Linked DNA regions of Homo sapiens: region 2 is linked to region 1. The links are chromatin loops, found by intact Hi-C in ENCODE. Cell type or tissue: spleen. All regions are shown on one strand.

The links. Hi-C counts contacts between places; a loop is a spot of excess contacts. Peaks named below come from ENCODE experiments on the same cell type or tissue, not always from the same donor. Only the 100,000 strongest peaks of a DNase experiment are listed, where the experiment ranks them.
Region 2: a loop joins it to region 1, with 8 times the contacts of the local background. A loop is called at or near these places in 3 of 110 quality-filtered maps.

Annotation. Positions count from the first base shown.
Region 1 is chr17:533,202-541,201 of GRCh38, reverse strand. It overlaps VPS53 (VPS53 subunit of GARP complex), which reads left to right. Exons shown (of 22, transcript NM_001128159.3): 18 at 4,026-4,174. VPS53-AS1 (VPS53 antisense RNA 1) reads right to left here. Exons shown (of 3, transcript XR_007065570.1): 2 at 599-813. Among named protein-coding and RNA genes, the nearest start is that of VPS53-AS1, 14 kb to the right of the region's middle. In spleen, no CTCF peak of the experiment used is centred here; no DNase peak of the experiment used is centred here; H3K4me3 peaks cover 1,511 bases; H3K27ac peaks cover 3,173 bases.
Region 2 is chr17:583,922-591,921 of GRCh38, reverse strand. It overlaps VPS53 (VPS53 subunit of GARP complex), which reads left to right. Exons shown (of 22, transcript NM_001128159.3): 13 at 5,558-5,652. Among named protein-coding and RNA genes, the nearest start is that of VPS53-AS1, 65 kb to the right of the region's middle. RefSeq lists a silencer at 7,661-7,811. In spleen, no CTCF peak of the experiment used is centred here; no DNase peak of the experiment used is centred here.

The DNA.
Region 1 (8,000 bases):
GAGTGAGAGTGAGCGTGTACGTGTGTGCCTGAGTAAAGTCTACAGCTTGAGGCCAACACCCCGGCAGCCTCAGTTATGAGACTTCAGTTGCCTGAAATGTTCCCAGAGCCCAGCTGTCTGAGTCTATGCTCTGTGTCTCTCTAATCCAGTGAAGAAGTAGGAATTTAAGTATTCACATTTTCAAGAAACCTCTTTCCAAGCTTCCTATAGCAATAGGAAAAAACAAGATCCACTGAAGCTAGTTGTGGAGCGCTGTTCTCTGGTCAAAGTTCCTGCTACAGTAGACTCTCTCTAGAAAGAGTGCTGACCCCCCAGCCCCACTGTGGAGCGTCAGTCAGAGCACATACTTCCTGCCCAGGCCGCAGAAGCTGGGCTCTGGGGACACTCTGGGCCCTGCAGTCTCTTCTTGTGGTGGTTAAACTAGGTCCCGGAGGCACTCATCATTCTTACTGTCTTCAAACTGTGTCTCATTTAGATAGTAGTACCAGTTGAACGCCATCTGTATTCAACTCTACCCAAGCCCCCAAAACAAAAAGCACAACAAGAAACAATTTTAAGTGTAGAGGGGTAACTTCTAAATGTCAAATGAAAAGTTTACCTGGAAAAGTTGAGGTCTCATTTCTACTGATGGCTTTTCATGATGTTTGTTCTTCCAATGCAAGGTACTGTTTGTTTCCTTTTTTGAAAGAGTTCTTTGGGCCAGGCGTGGTAGCTCACACCTGTAATCCCAGCACTTTGGGAGGCTGAGGCAGGAGGATTGCTTGAACCCAGGAGTTCAAGACCAGTCTGGGCAACACGGTGAGACCCCTGTCTCTACAAAAAGTAAAAAAGAAAAAAATATATTTTTTTAATTAGCTGAGCATGGTAGTGTACACCTGTGGTCCCAGCTACTTGGGAGGCAGAGCTGGGAGGATTGCTGGAGCCCAGGAAGTCAAGGCTGCAGTGAACTATGATTGTACCACTGCACTCCAGCCTGGGCAGCAGAGACTCTGTCTCAAAAAAAAATGAAAAATAAAGAGTCCTTTGCTTGATCACTATGTTTCATTAGCGTCTCCTTGAGAAACAGGCCTTACCTTTAACGAAGGCCTAGTTAAGTGCTTTTATTCTTTTTTTGGGCAGGGTGGCGGGGGCGGGTCGGGGGGGAAGTTGTCTAGCAAGCACCTTGTTGTGGGGTTTGGGCTTTAGATAGACCTGGTTGGGCTTTAGATAGACCGGGTTTGGGCTTTAGATAGACTTGGTTTGGGCTTTAGATAGACCTGGTTTGGGCTTTAGATAGACGTGGTTGTCCCAGCTGTGAAATTTTGTGCAAGATACCAAATCTCTTTGAGCTTTTTGAATTTCCTCATCTATAAGGTTGTTGTGAGAACTTAGTGAGATCATGTATGAATAGTAAATGAGACGACGTATGTTTAGGGCCATGCAAAGGGACCTGCGAAGTTCGGTCTTAATGTAGCTATCCTGGGCAGTTCAGGTTGTGACCCAAACCTTCAGTCACCCATGGGGGATGATGGCAAGCATCAGCCATCTGAGGCTGGAGTGCAGTGGTACAATCACAGCTCCCTGCAGCCCCAACCTTCTGGGCTCCAGTGACCCTCCTGCCTCAGCCTCCCTGGTAGCTGAGACTATAGGCGTGTGCCACATTTTTAAAAAATACTAAAGGTAAGGTCACCTTTTATTGTTTTCTAGTACTTTAAATCACTTTCTTAGTTGACTAAGCTGACTTAAGTTTAAAATCATGAATCCACTTGGCCTTTGCTAATACTTCTTTTAGCTTGACCAATGGAGTCATGACTGACCAGAGTATTAAAGCAAATCAGCTCTTTTCACATATATTCCAAATGTGGGCACATACTGACTTGGCCAGTGATCATCAAGAGGAGTTCGGTGACGAGCATGCGGAATAACCAGTGGGAAGTTGAAGAAATCCCAGGCCCCTGCTTGGTCTTGCTTCAGAGCTGCTTTGTAACTGGTGACAGAGCACGTCGCCACCTTCTTTCATGGAGGGCTGTCATGTTTAGATTATTGTTGATAAACCGTTTTGAGATTTTGAAATATACAAAGCTGCCAGCTTGGAAAGTAACAGTCATTGCTATGGACATGATTGGCTTTGGGGGCATCAAGCCCTCCCAGTTCGCTGTGTCTACCCAGAACATTCTGCTCCGAGTCCTGCTGCAGAGCCCAGGAAATGCTGACAGCACCTGTCAATTTTGGCCTCACCCTATGAGCTCATTTAAAATCACCCAGGATGCTCATTGTTTGGATGGGTCAAATCTTCAAAATCAAATGGAAAAAGAAGCCTCTTGCGTAAGATAAAAGATAATGAGGAAAACATTTCACATAACCAAAGCATTAGAATGTTAAGTCACTTCATATTAGACCTTTCTACTGTTTCTTCATTGTTTGTTTCTGTTTTTTCCCAGTAATAAATTAGAGTTCTTTTTCCTGTGTGGAGCCTGGTTATGAAACCTTGCATAAGACTCTTCATGTTTCTGGGCCTTGGCTTTCTTATCTGTGAAATGAAGATGGAGGTCCCTTCCTGCTTTTCTGTGGTTCTGTGTGTACACATCCCTAAAGCTTTTAGAATACAAATATCCGCTGATTTGAAAAAACATTAGGAGTCATTTGAGCTTCCCACAGCTGGAGAATCATCCACGTACGATGTGATTCTTTTAAACAAGCTCTCTCAGTATTGATTTTTTCCTTTCCCCAAGAGCTCTGTAAAAATAGTGTTTTCTTGCCAGAGACATCAGGGCCTCAGAACTACTGACTTCCTTCTATGAACATATTATATGGTTTGTGTTTGGCTTAGGATCTCTTTAACAGACCATCCAGCTCCATTGTGAGAGGCTGACTCAGCAGAGCCCTCCAGACCGTCCAGCTCCACTGTGAAAGGCTGACTCAGCAGAACCCTCCAGACCATTCCCACTCTTCGGGATTAGAATGCCCTTCCCTGCCAGCCCGGGGCAGGCTAGGAGCTGGTGCTGCACCCATCTCCTGCATGCACCCTTGGGGGATGGCACACTGCAGCATTGCCTCCTTCTGTTCCCAGGACTCAATGTTGCCAAGTGCCACGTAGTCCAAGAATCCCGCCAGTTTGCTATAGGTGTCTTCCAGAGCCTGTCGTTAGGGCTCAGGTTGAAGCAGGTCTGTCACTTTTGTTCACAGCTTGTTCAGGGACCACCTCGGTGCTCTCAGCAATGTTCTCTCCCCTGCGCCTGGCTCCTGGCCTGTTCCCCACGTCTCCATCTTACCCTCTGGTCCACCCTAGTGTTTGCCAGAGATTCTCTTTCCCTTCCCCTTATTGAAATCCTGACATAATCCCAAAGGTTTTAGGAGTGTAAGATTCTACACGCATACCTCTTCAAGTGTTTTATTATGGAAATTTTTGAATATATTCAAAAGTAGAGGAAACAGTGTGGTCAGCCTCTATGTACCTGTCACTCAGCTTCACGATCTTATTTCATCTGCACCTCTTCCCGGTAACTTCATATTATTTTGAAGCAACATCCCCACGTGTCATATCATTTCTAGTTTTCTGTGTTAAAGAATCCCAAACTCCTCCCAGTTGACTGGAGAGAAAGGTGTCTGTGAATTCCCCTCCAGGTTGCATGTCACTTAGTCCAGCCACCTCTCTCATCTCCCAGGCTGCCGGTCAGCTTGGGAGTCGGTGTCCCTCCCCGTTCTGCTGCAGTCCCCTGCTGTGGGGCACTCGGCAGGAGAACAGGATCCTTTACGAGTGGGTAGCTTAGCTGAGAAGGGAAGGCTGTTTCAGGCAGGTCGGGGACAAGGCAGGAAAAGGAAAGGGTCTGGGTCACACCTCACTGTCGGGTCCGCTGGGCACACTCGCATTTGTCCTGAGTATCAGTCCCTACAGAACGAATAAGAAACTCCCCAGGACAAAAGGGCCTGATTCCTGGGATACCAAAGCTGTGACCTGACTTCCACTCCAGCCCCTCCCTTCCCCAGTAACAGGCGACACCGTTCTCCTGCGAGGGATTCAACGCCTCATCCTTTCTCCCTTTCAGATGCAGTGGCAGAACGTGGAGCACGTTGGTGACCAGAGCCCCTACGTCACCTCTGTCATTCTGCACATCAAGCAGAACGTCCCCATCATCCGTGACAACCTGGCTTCCACACGCAAGTACTTCACTCAGTTCTGCGTTAAATTTGCAAAGTAAGTCCTGGGGCGTGCTCATCTCTGGGTTCTTGTTCTTTTTAATAGACTTTATGTTTTAGAACAGTTTCAGGTTCACAGCCAAATTAAGCAGCAAGCACAGAGATTTCCCGTGTACCTGACCCCCCCAACATGCACAGTCTTCCCATTACCGACACCTCCCCACACACAAAGTGGCACATTCGTTACAGTGGATGAACCTGCATCAACACGTCATTATCACCCGGACTCTGACGTCGCGCTGGACATTCCCTCGGTTTGGACAAATGTACAGTGACGTGTGGCCGCCATTTCAGTGTCATACTCAACTGGGTTGTTTTTAAAACCATACTTCCCACCAGCATCCTCACAATTTGAGTGTCCCCACCATCCAGCTGCGGTTTGTTCTGGTGCCTGCAGTACTGATTTTAATTTGTACACAAAAGAAGCATAATCATAAAACTAAATCTGCTACTTAAAGTCATAGGCAACAGTAACAGCAGTACAATTGCCAGCCACGTCAAGGCAAACAAAAATGAATGGGGCCTACTGTTGTTTTGAACTGTGCAGGCATAAGCTCTCCTTGCCCAGGATTGGATAATTAAAATTCTTTTTCAGGGATTTCATATATGCATTTTGTTTCTCTGACTGGCTTAATAAATGCCTCTTAAGGGTAGGAGCCATCGGTTCTGTTTCTTTTGAGCCTTCTTGTCCTCCCTCCCCCTGGTATTTTTTACCATGGCTGCTAGAATTTATCTATTCATACTTGGACACACTCTTGGTCCGAGGAAGGCACTAGAAATTGGGATGCACAAGCCAGGGAGCTCCCTGGCCAAGGCAGGTGAGTGCACCCTGAGCCGTGTGTCTTCCTGCTGTGTCTTGTGTGTGGCCATTTCTGCCCTGAGTTTTGAAGCGAGGAAATAGTTTAGTTCTTTGCCGATCACCATCTGGCTTAGCACCATTTTCCGTGATACCAGGTGGTGGTGAGGGTCAGTGTCTCCTCTGACCAGTTATCAAGCAAGCATTTTGGCAGACTTCTCAGGGAAGGGCTTCAGGAGGGTCAGCCCAGGCCAAGCTACTGTATTTGGGTTGTTCCCATCCAGGCCCCAGCTGGTGATTCAGGACTCCAAGTTTCTGTCTTCCCCCAATCTCTCCCAGTTTCCCTGTACCTCACAAATGAACCCCTCAGGACTAACAATTATGGAGCGGCTTGTGGTGTCAGCTTTACTTTCTAGTTTGTCAAGAAAGGATAGAGTGGACTCTCCAGGGAGGCATTAATGTTTGCAGATGGCAGATGGACCAGGAGGTGAAATTCCCTCACTCTCTGGGTGCTCATTAGTGTGTTAGAAATGTTGCTGATAAATCACATCGTGACGCTCCCCATAACTGCTGGTAGAAGCAGTGTCTCTGTAAAAATTTACTGTGACTCAAAATCTCCAGGGTGGCTGCTCCGGGGTCTCATTGAGCTTACGTTAAAGTGAAGGAGGAGTCCGTTGACTTAGCCAGTCCCAGCGTCTCCCAGCTCAGTCATATGATTGAGCTTACATTAAAGTGAAGGAGGAGTCTGTTGACTTAGCCAGTCCCGGCGTCTCCCTGCTCAGTCATATGATTGAGCTTACATTAAAGCGAAGGAGGAGTCCGTTGACTTAGCCAGTCCCGGCGTCTCCCAGCTCAGTCATATGATTGAGCTTACGTTAAAGTGAAGGAGGAGTCGGTTGACTTAGCCAGTCCCAGCATCTCCCAGCATCAGCCTCACATTCTCTCAGAGCCCTTGAGTTTCATTGCTAAGCCCAGGTTGAGTGCGCTGGGAATTGGATGCCCCCCCTCACATCTGTAATCATTCAGCCTGGGATCTAGGAAGTGGTTTTCTGTTTTCATCCATGGTGCCTTCTCATCCTGCTAAAATCCCGCTTAACAGAGGTGGGCTTGTGAGGAGACCCTTCCCTGGTCAAGGGCAGCAGCCACCACCGCCCTGATGGCCCAGAGAAGCCCTTGGCAGTTACCCAGCACATTGCTTGGTTTTTTCCCCACAGGACGTGTGTCAGGTCCTCATACTCCCCCCATCGCCACCTGTAGACTAGTATAGAGAGCCAGTTCAGGGGCACAGCCAAAGGTTTTTTTTTTTTTTTTTGATACAGGGTCCCACTCTGTTACCCAGGCTGGAGTGCAGTGGTGCAACCACAGCTCACTGCAGCCCCCATCTCCTGGGCTTAGGTGATTCTCCCACCTCAGCCTCCTGAATAGCTGGGATTACAGGCGCTCGCCACCCGGCCTAGCTCATTTTTCTATTTTTTGTAGAGATGAGATTTTGCCATGTTGCCCAGGCTGGTCTCAAACTCCTGGGCTCAAGCAGTCCACCTGCCTGGGCCTCTCAGAGTGCTGGGATTATAGGCATGAGCTGCCATGCCCAGTCCGGAGCATGTTCTAATGTGAAGCAACTTAGGTTACAAAGCGCTGTGTGCACAGCTGCCATTGGTCATGAGTTCAGTTTCATGTTGCTTGTCTGGCTCTGGTTTCCAGCACTGAGGAATTCCTTCCAAATAGCCCCTTGTTTACTCTCCTTCCTGATCACAAGCCACCTCCAGATCCGATCTCCGGACTCCAGTTTCCTCTCCCTCAGCTTCCTTTCTACCCCACCCCTGCAAAACCATAGATGTTTCCTTTTACCTCGTTTGCTGTCTTAAGCAATAGCAGCCTTTCCTGTTGAGACATCAAAATCCACAGCCTGGTTGAAACTGCAGTTGAACCACAAGCAACTTCCCTCATCCACTGAGCTGATCCTCCTCCCTTCAATCAAGGAGATAATGAGACAAATCTCATAATAGTGGTTGGGAAGATAAAATGAGAAGTCACATATTAACTTCCTGGTAAAGTGCTGATACCAAGCTGACATTCAAAAAGTGGTAGGTGGCTGGGCGCGGTGGCTCACGCCTGTCATCCCAGCGCTTTGTGGGGCCGAGGCAAGAGGATCACTTGAGGCCAGGAGTTCGAGACCAGCCTGGCCAACATGGTGAAACCCTATCTCTACTAAAAATACAAAAATTAGCTGGGTATGCTGGTGCGTGCCTGTAGTCCCAGCTACTCAGGAGGCTGAGGCACCAGAATTGCTTGAACCCAGGAGGCAGAGGTTGCAGTGAGCCAAGATGGTGCCACTGTACTCCAGCCTGGGTGACAGAGCGAGACTCTGTCTCAAAAAAAAAAAAAAGTTTATGATTTACTCAATGTGCATTCACTTGAGCATCTCCTATGTCTCAGACCCAGAGTTAAATGTTTTGGCCTGATAAACATGGCCCCCATCTTCGTTTGCCTTAATAGTCAGGTGAAGCAAAATAGACATGTAAGCAAATGAGCATAATGAACTAGGTTAGATGTGAGGGTGGAGGCCTGCAGACTCCATGTAGAGTATGGCGAAGGCAGCAGAAGAAAGGCTTTCTAGAGACGCCGTTGAACAGGATCTGAGAGGTGCGTGTGTACTGACCCACAAGCCCCTTCTAGGAAAGGCAGTCCAGGCGAGGGAGCAGTGTAGGCATTAAATAGCCCCCAGAATCCTGGGATCTGCAAGTGGCTCAGTTGGGTTGAAGCATAGGGAGGCCAGGGCTTAGCAGGATGAGGCTGGAGACAGAGAATGAAGAATCAAGGAAGCCTGGCCCAGTGGCTCACGCTTGTAATCCCAGCACTTCCGGAGCCCAAGGGAGGAGGACTGCTTGAAGCCAGGAGTTTGAGCCCAGCCTGGGCAGCATAACGAAATCCTGCCTCTACAAAAAAATTAAAAAGTAGCCAGGTGCGGTGCCTGTAGCCCTTACATCCAGTCTGATTGGGCTAGCTTCGATCATATTCCCTCTCAGGA
Region 2 (8,000 bases), 51 kb before region 1:
TCTGCACCAAGCGGACCTAATAGACATCTACAGAACTCTCCACCCCAAATCAACTCTCCACCCCAAATCAACAGAATATACATTTTTTTCAGCACCACACCACATCTATTCCAAAATTGACCACATAGTTGGAAGTAAAGCTCTCCTCAGCAAATGTAAAAGAAATTATAACAAACTATCTCTCAGACCACAGTGCAATCAAACTAGAACTCTGGATTAAGAATCTCACTCAAAACCGCTCAACTACATGGAAACTGAACAACCTGCTCCTGAATGACTACTGGGTACATAACGAAATGAAGGCAGAAATAAAGATGTTCTTTGAAACCAACGAGAACAAAGACGCAACATACCAGAATCTCTGGGACACATTCAAAGCAGTGTGTAGAGGGAAATTTGTAGCACTAAATGCCCACAAGAGAAAGCAGGAAAGATCCAAAATTGACACCCTAACATCACAATTAAAAGAACTAGAAAAGCAAGAGCAAACACATTCAAAAGCTAGCAGAAGGCAAGAAATAACGAAAATCAGAGCAGAACTGAAGGAAATAGAGACACAAAAAACCCTTCAAAAAATTAACAAATCCAGGAGCTGGTTTTTTGAAAGGATCAACAAAATTGATAGACTGCTAGCAAGACTAATAAAGAAAAAAAGAGAGAAGAATCAAATAGATGCAATAAAAAATGACAAAGGGGATATCACCACCGATCCCACAGAAATACAAACTACCATCAGAGAATACTACAAACACCTCTATGCAAATAAACCAGAAAATCTAGAAGAAATGGATAAATTCCTCGACACATACACTCTCCCAAAACTAAACCAGGAAGAAGTTGAATCTCTGAATAGACCAATAACAGGAGCTGAAATTGTGGCAATAATCAATAGCTTACCAACGAAAAAGAGTCCAGGACCAGATGGATTCACAGCCAAATTCTACCAGAGGTACAAGGAGGAACTGGTACCATTCCTTCTGAAACTATTCCAATCAATAGAAAAAGAGGGAATCCTCTCTAACTCATTTTATGAGGCCAGCATCATCCTGATACCAAAGCCGGGCAGAGACACAACCAAAAAAGAGAATTTTAGACCAATATCCTTGATGAACATTGATGCAAAAATCCTCAATAAAATACTGGCAAACCAAATCCAGCAGCACATCAAAAAGCTTATCCACCATGATCAAGTGGGCTTCATCCCTGGGATGCAAGGCTGGTTCAATATACGCAAATCAATAAATGTAATCCAGCACATAAACAGAACCAAAGACAAAAACCACATGATTATCTCAATAGATGCAGAAAAGGCCTTTGACAAAATTCAACAACTCTTCATGCTAAAAACTCTCAATAAATTAGGTATTGATGGGACGTATCTCAAAATCATAAGCGCTATCTATGACAAACCCACAGCCAATATCATACTGAATGGGCAAAAACTGGAAGCATTCCCTTTGAAAACTGGCACAAGACAGGGATGCCCTCTCTCACCACTCCTATTCAACATAGTGTTGGAAGTTCTGGCCAGGGCAATTAGGCAGGAGAAGGAAATAAAGGGTATTCAGTTAGGAGAAGAGGAAGTCAAATTGTCCCTGTTTGCAGACGACATGATTGTATATCTAGAAAACCCCATTATCTCAGCCCAAAATCTCCTTAAGCTGATAAGCAACTTCAGCAAAGTCTCAGGATACAAAATCAATGTACAAAAATCACGAGCATTCTTATACACCAACAACAGACAAACAGAGAGCCAAATCATGAGTGAACTCCCATTCACAATTGCTTCAAAGAGAATAAAATACCTAGGAATCCAACTTACAAGGGATGTGAAGGTCCTCTTCAAGGAGAACTACGAACCACTGCTCAGTGAAATAAAAGAGGATACAAACAAATGGGAGAACATTCCATTCTCATGAGTAGGAAGAATCAATATCGTGAAAATGGCCATACTGCCCAAGGTAATTTACAGATTCAATGCCATCCCCATCAAGCTACCAATGACTTTCTTCACAGAATTGGAAAAAACTACTTTAAAGTTCATATGGAACCAAAAAAGAGCCCACATCGCCAAGTCAATCCTGAGCCAAAAGAACAAAGCTGGAGGCATCACACTACCTGACTTCAAACTATACTACAAGGCTACAGTAACCAAAACAGCATGGTACTGGTACCAAAACAAGAGATATAGATCAATGGGACAATATGCCATTCTTAAGATGGCTCCATTGAGGTCTCTGGAATTTTCCACCAGGCCACTGTACCCATTTTCCAAGTTTTCTGACGTTATCCTTTACTTTTTTTCTTTTTAAAATAATGTCAAACTAAGAGAAAAGTTACAAGGAGCTCCTAAATATCTTTCTTCTGGATTCAGCAATTGTTAACATTTTGCTATATAACTTTATTATTTCCTCCCCACTCCCCCCCGACCTTTAGAACAATTTGTAAGTTGTAGACATAATGTCCTTTACCCCTAAATATTTTAGTATATATTTCTTAAGAAAAAGGGCATTCAATTCTATTACCATAGATCAAAATCAGAAAATTTAACATCCATACAGTAATCTATAATATATAGGCTTTTAAAGATTTTCATAATGTAGCCATTTTAAAGTGATAAAATATTGTCAGTAGTTGGGAAAGTACACATAAATTAGTAAGTCAGTAAAGCTGAATACAAAATATACATGTTCAAAATTTAAAAAAAAAGCAAAATATACACGTTGATTTTTTTAAATGTTAACATTCTGTATTATGTAAATTCACATGTATAATTACCAGAAGTTATCCTGCAGAGTGTGAATATTTTCTTCAAAAGAAGAAAAAAATTAAATAAAAAGAATAGCTATAATACTTATCATTATTATTTAATTAATAAAAAGATATCTGTTTGTAGTAGCCATGTTTTCCAAATCTGAATCCATGATATCTAGTCCTATAGAGTTAGACAAATTAAATCACATTTTTCTATTCACTTAAGTCATCTTATTGAATCAATAATAAAAGATACTGACTTGGAATAAACAGGACAAGTGGGTGAGGACACCCCTCACAATCCTCATCCTCCATCATAGATCCTTCATCTTAAACTAATGGAAATGCAGAAAAACTCCCAGGACATCTGTGCACTCAAGTGGAATTCTAGATCCGGCAGATTCAAGCTCAATCAGCCAGGCTTGTGTGGTTGTGGGCTCAGTCCAAGGCCTGGCTTTGGCAGTGACTTCCAGATGATAAGAGTAAAAACAGTGCAGATTGTATTTATTCTTAGGAAGGACCAAAGTTTCTAGAAACCTTGCCAAAAAATGAAAGACATGGAACTCCTGAAAGGTAAAAAGGGAAGAGGGTTAAGTACAAGATTGAGTAGATGTGTCTAAAGTTGACATTTAATTTTTAGTGATCATTTTTTACAAATCAGTTTTTACAGATGTTTTTAACCATTGCAACGTGTTATTTAAAAAAAAATTTTTTTAAAGGCCAGAAATAGGTAGTTATCATTTCTGTCATTAGGGCTTATCTCTTCCAGTATTTATTAAAATATATAAGCAGTTCAAGAGGGTAGATCTTATGTTAAGTATTCTTTTTTGTTTGTTTGTTTGTTTGTTTTTGAAATGGAGTCTCACTCTGTCGCCAGGCTGGAGTACAGTGGTGCAATCTCGGCTCACTGCCATCTCCACCTCCTGGGTTCAAGCAATTTTTCTACCTCAGCCTCTCAAGTAGCTGGGACTACAGGCGCACACCACCACAACCTGCTAATTTTTGTATTTTTTTAGTAGAGACAGGGTTTCACCATATTGGCCATGCTGGTCTTGAACTCCTGACCTTGTGATCCGCCCACCTTGGCCTCCCAAAGTGCTGGGATTACAGGCGTGAGCCACCGTGCCCAGCAAGCATTCTTACCACAAGTAATAATAATCGTAACAACAGGGGTGGGAGGAGGCTTGGGGAGGTGGTGGATACACTTACTGCCTTGATGGTGGTGAGGGCTTTGTGGGTGTGTACTTATCCTCAAACGCATCAAGATGTATACATTAATTATGTAGGGCTTTTAAAATGTCAATCATACCTCAATAAAGTGGGTTTTTAAAAAATAAGATATGAGTAGTTCAATTTAACAAGTATGTTGTGGGTGCCAATTTACATGCAAATTATGATTTAGTATCAACCCCAGCATGGTGTGTTTGGCTCAGGGTCATTTTGTAGACATTTGGCAATAGACAGAATTCACATTTGTTAGGAATAGAAGTAATACATAGGAAAATCTTTGCTTATTTTTTAGATGTTTGGAAAGGAATTAAGTGGCAAATATTGTTTTAAAATACTTGCCTGTCATATGACTTCTTTATCAGTGGCTTCCAAGTAACAGCCTGGGAACCAGCGCTCATCTAGTGTTGCAGTGGCCTAAAGCAAAAAATAAAGACAATATAGTCTGCCTGCCTGCCTGCCTGTCTCTCTCTCTATCTATCTGATGTAAGGTTACCAACTGTCCTTTCTTAGAAAGTACTGCCTATATGCTGCTATTTTATTCTTATAAAATTTGGGGGTATAAAATACAATTTTCTGGCTGGGCGCCATGCCTCATGCCTATAAGCCCAGCACTTTGGGAGGTAGAGGTGGGTGGATCACTTGAGGCCAAGAGTTCGAGACTAGCCTGGCCAACATGGCAAAACCCCACCTCTACTTAAAATACAAAAATTAGCTCGGTGTGGTGGCGTGTGCCTATAGTCCCAGCTACTTAGGAGGCTGAGACACAAGAATCACTTGAGTCCAGAAGGTGCAGGTTGCAGTGAGCTGAGATGGCGCCACTGCACTTTAGCCTGGGTGACAGAGGGAGACTCTGTCTCAAAAAGCAAACAAAAAAACCCTTTATTTGTTTTTTTTTTAGGAACTCGTGGTAAGAATAGAAAGTAGCAAAATAAAGTTAACAATCCTCTATTGGTTGTCCATTCTTCTTTTTCTTACATTTTCTTACTGATGGAATTCAAAAAATTCTGGGAACCATTGCAGGAAAATAATGGTATAACAGAAAGAGTTCTAGTTTAAGAAAAGCAGACGTCTACATATGTGTTGGGGCAGGTTAGAGAACCTCTGAGTCCTCATTTCTTGAGGTGTAAAATAGTAGTAGTCATACCTACATGAAGGATTATTGTGAGGAGCAGGTGACATATTAGTTGGTATCAAAGTGCTATCAAAAATTGGATTGTGTGAAAGCACTTTTTAAATTCTAAAGCACTGTGTAAATACAAGGTGCTATTATTAGCTGGGATTTAAATTCTGGAAAACACCAGTCAGATAGATGATGACTTGCTTCCAGATTCAAAACACATATGTTATCCAGGTAGCAGTATGTCTTTCATCGTCCAGAGCAAGTGAGTTATGCTAACAAAGCTGGTTTTTCTTCACCTGCCAGGGTGAATGGTGAAACCATCGTATTGGGTTACATTGAGTACTCTCTTATCTGTGACTTAGGAATGAACTTTGAAATGATGTTTTTAAAAAAATTCTTGAACATTTGCAAAGATCACTCAAGTATGGGGTTTATTTTTCTTTGTTTTTACAGCCAAAGAAGCCTAAAGCCCCAGACAATCCATTTCATGGCATTGTTTCCAAGTGTTTTGAGCCTCATCTCTACGTGTATATCGAATCCCAAGACAAGTGAGTGAGGAACATTCGCTGTTTTCTGCCTGCATTTCTCGCCGCTCTGGTCATGACTGGGTCTTAGGAGCGCACAGCTCCTTCCGGGGCTGAAAGATGGTTGTGGCATGCCTGTGACCCTCCCTAGAAACCCATTAGGGGTATTTTTACATCTTTTGAATGTTATCATTAATTGTGTCTATAAATCTCAGAGCCTGAGTTTGCCCCTAATAAGGTCCCCAGTGGATCCCTACATTGGGATCCCTTCCTATGTGGGTGTTGAGCCCTGACATATATCAGCCCACAAAGCTTTACAGTGTCAGGCACTGGGTATTGGAAGAAAGCCTAGTCTCTAATATATATGTTTTCAAGTATAATTTATCCTTTTATTTTGAAATAATTTAGACTTATAAAAAAGTTACAAAAATAGGACAAAAAATTTTCACATGCCCTCCTCAGAGAATGTTAACATCTTACATAACAACCAGAGTTACCAAAATCGAGAAGGTAATACTGTCCCATTAATGCCCCTTTTTCTGGTCCAGGACCCAATAATCATGCATTTCGTTGTCAGATCTCTTTGATCTTGGTCTCCTTTAATCTTGAGTAGTTCCTCATCTTTTTATTCCCTCCCCTCCCCTCCTTTTTTGAGACAGAGTCTCACGCTGTCCCCCAGGCTGGGGTGCAGTGGTGAGATTATGACTTACTGCATCCTCCATCTCCTGGGCTCAAGCAATCCTCCCACTGCAGTCTCCCAAGTAGCTGGGACCACAGGCACATGCCACCCTCTATTTTTAGTAGAGATTCTGTCTCCCTGTGTTGCCCAGGCTGGTCTGGAACTCCTGGGCTCAAATGATCCACCCACTTGAGCCTCCCAAAGTGCTGGAATTACAGGCATGAGCCACCTTGCCCAGCCATTCCTCAAGTTTTCTTTGTCTTTCACGACCTCAGTGTGTACTGGCCAGGTATTTTGTACAATGTCCTCAGTTTTTGTTTGTTTTTTCTTGATGAAATCAATTTTGGGCAAGAACACCATAAAAGTGGCATTGTATCCCCAGTGCATTGTGTCAAGAGGCACATCACATTGATTTGTCCCATTATTGGGGACTTCGATTACTTGCTTTAGGTGGTACCTGCCAACTGTCTTCAATGTGAAGTTACTATTTTTCTCCTGGTAATTAATAAGTATCTTATGGGATGATACTTTGTAAATATCCTGCTCTCATCAAACTTTTGCCCACTCATTTCGCATCCCTTGATTGATTCCTGACGGAAGCGTTGTTTCTGTGGCATTTGCCAAATGTCGATTGTCTATTTTCATCATTTCTTCTACATTTACTAATTGGAGTTCTACTATATGGAAGAATTTTCCCTCTCCCCTATTTGTTTATATATCAGTATGAACTCATGGATTCTGATTTTATTTTATGGATCATCTATATAATACAGTATATGCTTTTCACGTGGCCAGGTACAGTGGGTCACACCTGTAATCCCAGCACTTTGGGAGGCCAAGGTAGGAGGAGCTCTTGAGCCCAGGATTCAAGACCAGCCTGGGCAACATGCTGAAACCTCATCTTTATAAATAATTTTTTTAAAAAAACTAGTCAGGTGTGGTGATGCACACCTGTAGTCCCAGCTACTCGAGAGGCTGAGGTGGGAAAATCACTGGAGCCCAGGAGGCAGAGGCTGCAATTAGCCGTCACTATGCCACCCAGCTTGGTGACAGAGACTTCGTCTCAAAAGAAAAAAAGAAAAGAAAAGCAAACAAAATATACTATATGCTTTTCACAAACTTGTAGCCTCCAAATATTTTTATAAAGCATCTCACTGCGGCCAGGTTTCTTCCCTCCCACCCTGTTTTTAAAAAAATCCCAAAGACTTCCAAACTAACAGCCGAAGACTGTGTTCGTGCTCCAGTGTCCGTTGTGTGCGTGAGGGGGCATTAGAAAAGGAGGAAGACTCCTCCTCATCCCTGCGTCCTTGTCCGCAGCCAAGCCCTTCCACGTTGGAAGGCAGGTTTTGGAAAGGTCAAGATGATTGTAACGAGATGACTGGAGACAGACTGGCCTGGGCTCCCAGAGGAAGCCTCACAGTCTAAAGAACGCACTCGGAAGGGACCAGAAGGTGGCTCCCATGGGGAGAGCAACAGCGGCTGCAGGAAAGTCCTGAGGGAAGTTCTTCAGGAACACACTGAGGTTCTGAGGGAAGATCTCTGGAAACACATTGGGTTCTGAGGGAGCTTCTTGGGGAATGCATTAGGTACTGAGGGAAGTTATCTGGGAACATATTAGGTCCTGAGGGAGGTTCCCTGGGAACGCATTAGGTACTGAGGGAAGTTCTCTGGGAATGCATTGAGGTTCTGAGGG